Linked DNA regions of Homo sapiens: region 1 is linked to region 2. Evidence: chromatin loops called from intact Hi-C (ENCODE). Cell type or tissue: Calu3. All regions are shown on one strand.

What was found. Hi-C counts contacts between places; a loop is a spot of excess contacts. Peaks named below come from ENCODE experiments on the same cell type or tissue, not always from the same donor. Only the 100,000 strongest peaks of a DNase experiment are listed, where the experiment ranks them.
Region 1: a loop joins it to region 2, with 6 times the contacts of the local background. A loop is called at or near these places in 24 of 110 quality-filtered maps.

The regions. Positions count from the first base shown.
Region 1 is chr7:15,556,104-15,558,603 of GRCh38, reverse strand. The region is part of intron 2 of AGMO (alkylglycerol monooxygenase); the gene reads left to right. Among named protein-coding and RNA genes, the nearest start is that of AGMO, 4.7 kb to the left of the region's middle. In Calu3, no CTCF peak of the experiment used is centred here; a DNase peak (open chromatin) is centred at 1,193.
Region 2 is chr7:15,679,961-15,682,460 of GRCh38, reverse strand. All of the region lies in intron 1 of MEOX2 (mesenchyme homeobox 2), which reads left to right. LOC105375166 (a long non-coding RNA gene) reads right to left here. Exons shown (of 4, transcript NR_134258.1): 4 at 481-2,500. Among named protein-coding and RNA genes, the nearest start is that of MEOX2, 5.5 kb to the left of the region's middle. In Calu3, no CTCF peak of the experiment used is centred here; no DNase peak of the experiment used is centred here.

The DNA of each region.
Region 1 (2,500 bases), 120 kb after region 2:
GCTAATTCCCAGATTATCATGAATAAGAATTTACAATTATAGATAATTTCCTTTATTATAATACTTGTCCCCTTTAAGCAGAAATGAACAAGAAAAACATTCAACATGCCCAAGGGTATATAGATTTAGATGTAGATTTAGTTATTTAAAAATACCCAGTTGGTTAATTTAGCTCATTCTCAGAAAGTTAAGTGTATAGGTTATGGAAATCAGATTATTGATAAACTATAAACGTCACCCAATAACTGAAAATTGCCCTGTATATACGATTATGGGTCATATATTTTACTGAATTGGAATGCATTTGTTAAGCATTTTGACAATGAATTTGACAGCAAATTGAATGAACTCTTCAGAATTTTTTTTTTTACCTTTTAAAGTTTGATTTTGTTCCAAATGAAATTAGATTGTTCTCTTATCATAACATTGTAAGTACCAGAAATACAAACTGTATCCTCAATACAATATTTTTGCTTAGCAGTGTTATTTTAAAAAGGTACAGAGTTATAACAGGAAAACAAGAATAAAAGAGATATTTTTACAAAAAATACACCCCAAAAAGCAGAGAGAAAGGGGAAAGGGGGGAGAGAGAGAGAGAGAGAGAGAAGGAAAAAAAGAAACCAAAACAAACCAGTCCTTCAGGGATAGAACATGAGGTTCTTTTCCTTCACCCACTACTCATAACAGTCCTTAAACTAACACAAACTGTTAACTCTGGTGCCCTTTGAGAGAAAGGTAAAAGGTTATGAACTTTAATTTGGAGAATATTTTTCTAAAGTATTTTAAATGAGAATAGCAAATTACTCCTTTCTTCCTTGTAGATGTAAAGAACAATTCTAAATTATGAAATGTGGATTTTTAAAAAGTTTTTCAAGGAATTTTCTCTTTTACAGCCTTGTCTGAAAGATCCCAGTAAAGCAAATTATCTGAAAATGCATTTTTTTGTTTTGTTATATAAAACTATGGTGAAAAATATTTTTATTTTATTTTTTGCTATTAAAAAAAAATCCCAAACCCAGATATAAACAGAAAAGGAAAAGCGAGCCTGTGGATCCATTCCTCTCAATCCCCTTTCAGAAAAAAAAAGGAAGAATTTGACATCAATTCTTAAAACAATATTTCAGTTGAAGCCACAGCATCAAGGGGAATCCCTGTGCAAATCATTAACAGCTGAGGGTTAGATTAACACGGCAATGATCGGATCCTCTCCCAGGGACTAATTTCATTTTCTACACTAGCAACAGGGGCTTGCCACGTCCTTCAAATAGGTGATTGCAAGACAAATGGTAGTATGCCTTTTGCTAATTCGTTTGTGAAGAATTATGCTTTGGATAATAATTCCAAATAAGCATGTGGCCTCTGACAAAAGAAGTGGAAATCAAAGCGAACGTGTTTTTCCACTTCGCCATTCATGTAATAGAAATGTTGTGTGCAGACTTTGAAGAAAAACCATGTTTTTTTTTGAGGATCTTAATTTCAGGATTACATAAAATTTCAGGTACCTTAAAGATTAATAGCGTGCCTACCATGTTGATAGAAAAGACACATGCTGCCTCTTTCAAACCTTTATCTCAAGGAAAATATTAACGATGGACAATATTATGTCTTGTTTACAAGCCTGTTGGACAGACCATGATCTGTAATAAAAGTCCATCTGTCCTAAGAACCAGATTCTGGACAGGCTTACATCTGTTTTGCTCTTCTGAAATCCAGTAGGCAGACTTCCTAGTCAGATACTAGTCCTACTTATAAAAATATATGTCTATGTATTCTAGATAAACACAGTGTATCATGCAGATAATCTGCGTTTCTAACAATTAGTTGCATATGTGACTGTAAAAAAATTAAACTTGATTTAACAAAATATTTACCAAATCTATTGTTTAAGCAAACGTATCTAAAACTTGTGAAATATCCTGCTACTGACTTAAATGTTAATGAGTGAAAAATAATCACATTTTTTTCCTGCTTGTTTAAGCAGAACTCAATTTCCAATCCTTCATTAGAAAACTGGGACTTCAATTTGTTACTTCCTTCCAATGTTTCTGCTTCCATAAATTGCATCCTCCCCAGAGAAGTTTTATTCCTGATATAAATATCTACAGTATGTTTGTTTTTAATGGGTTCATTTATTCTGTTGAAACAGCAGATTATAAATCAAATTGCAATAGGTTAGAGGGATAATTTAAGTAGGTAAATTTTCAAATAAAGTTGGGGACACTGCACTTTTAATACATATGGGTCACTGCCAATTTTTACTATGGAGCTAGCTCCACAATGTTCAATCATATATATGCATACTTTTACTGGCCATGCCTGCCATGGAATTTTCCATTCCTGACAAGAAAGTTTCAATTCATCAAAAAAAAAAAAAAAAAAAAAAACTAAAAAGGAGGAAATTAAACTTCTTTAAAATATTTTTGACTCTTTGGGGTGGGGCCAGAGAATAAAGAAAAATTGTATACTGGGTTTTTATACTAGGGGCCTTGGCACGAGAGGC
Region 2 (2,500 bases):
AGCTACTATGTCATAAAACCTTTGCTGTCAAATTATGTCTGTCTATATGCTTGACTATGCAGAATGACTAGCAAATATTACATTTAATAAGTTGGAACTTAAACTCAGAGTAATACCTTATCAACCTCATTCAGTATGATATTGTAATATTTCCAAGATATTTCAATCATTGTGTTTTCTGAAAGGAATAAATTAGTGTTATTATTCATTTCTGTGTTACTGGATTGTGGCTTTTCAGCATTTGCTTTAGAATTTAAAAAATAATATACTGGATCTTGAAGATTAAAGTGAAGTATTGAACAAATCAAATGGAGTACAAAAAAAAACTTCCATTCTTTATCTTGGACTGGTAGACTAATTTTAGGTGTGAACATTTAAAAATGGTAATCTGACATAAAAAATTCTAAGTATCATTGACCTACATGAGGGCTCTAAAATGTGATCTAAAATAATCACACTCAAGTTAAAAGCAACAATTCCTTTAGAATTAAAATGCTTTATTGTTGAACATTAGCAATGAATGGAAGGAAGAATGCAAATAAAAGTAGGAATAGTTTCCAATTCTGTGTAAATTTCTTCATTTATAGTTCATTTTAAAAGAAAAATCATAAATGCAAGGCATGGTATTGCACAAACTTTCACCGGGCTTAGAAATCCAGAACTTAGTATTTAAAGTTTTAATCTTTGTTTATGGTAATTATCAATAGAAACCTTTACAATGACATCTTATAAGCTGATCTTTACTAATAAACTGAAAAAACAGTACTTCAGTCATTACCCCATTCTCCCTCTGTGTTTCAAAACATAGACCGTTCATTATAACTCTGGAATTTAAGTTGTAATATTTATAATAAAATCTAAACATCCTAAGAACTTAATTTTAAGCAAAAATGAAATATCAGAAAATGTCAATCCTTTCTCTTAGATTCTGAGAAATTTGGGAGGTGAATTCCATATGTAATGAAATAATTACATTTTTTTTTGCACTTAAGAAATGTAAATCTATAGATGAATTAATAGCTGAATTATGTAAAACATCACCATATATAAGCCCACTACATGTACTTAGCCTGATAATGCTGCCTTGCTTGCGAAATTTTATTCATTTAGTGTTTTTATAATGGCAGCTTGACACACACAACCTAATATGAAGGTTTTTTAGATTTTAATTTCAAATGAGAAAAACCAATATAATACAGCAATATATTTTAGTTTTGAACTGTATTCACCTCAGGAATTTATTTCTAAATTTTCAGAGCAAATCTCTTTTCCAAGCACTGCTATGAGGGCTGCAAATATCTTTGAGCGATAAATACTAAGGATGCAGAAATATTAGAAAATAAATTACAGGTAGGAATTTCTTAAATAATATCTGTTGAATTAATAGTTGTGGATTATTTATCTCACCCAAATTTTCTTTATTTTTCTCACTTTTTTTTTTGATAAATGAAACATTTTGTGCAGGAAGATATATAAGCATTTCCCCCCTTGATTGTAATAATAAAAAGAGAAGGCTTAATTCTCAACTGGCCAGTTACATTGTATTTCCTGGCTTATAGTATTGGTAAATGATTTCAGTGGTTAAAATCAAAAGCAAAAAAATAAAATAAAACACAAACTAAGGCCAAAGTCCACAGATTAAAAATTGAAGTAGATGTGATTTATTTCCTATTTAGCATATTTAAGAAACAAGACACATTTTGTAGTCACAATTTGTTTCTACATATCATGTGCTTTAGATGTTAATATGGTTTACTGACATACATGTTTTGTAAAGATTGTAAATATAATGAGGCACTAACATTTTGCCTACTTTCCTTAGGATGCTCTCATGACTATTTCTTTTACTAGCGTGTTGAACTGAACCCCCAAGTAGAAAAGGAGTAACGGTGTAAAGTAAAGTTAGTTGCAAAACTCTCTACATTACTCCTAAATCACAGTCATCAGTGAGATTCAAAATCCCATTGGAGAAAACCTCGCAGAATATTTTATGTGTTTTAATGTAGTAAAACTTAGAATGGTCAAGAACATATAGGGCTCAGCCTACAATTTGCGTTAGAGGCAGAATTAATCTAAATCTGATGCCCATTTCTCTAACAGTTCTTCCCGTTTTACTTACATTATAAAAATATTGAATTTTTTAAAGAATGTTGTACTAGATAGTATTTTATGATACAAAATAATCAATAATGTATCTATTGATCCATTTGTGCTCATCTCAGATGTTGTTTTTATGTTTCAGAATAAGTATTTTCATTTAAAATCTCTTGACATTATTTATTACCAAATTAACAGAAAGTTACATGGTAAGTGTATGATCGAATGGGTTATTAATTTTCATGGGTCATGAGTGGGTTTTTAATTTTCCTCTATATTTGAAATTTTTGATATATAATTTCCGGAATAATAAGTAGCTCATTATTCCTGAAGCTTTCATTTATAATGTTACTTTGTGTACAGAAATATAATATTTCTAAATTTATATATGTTACTCACTACT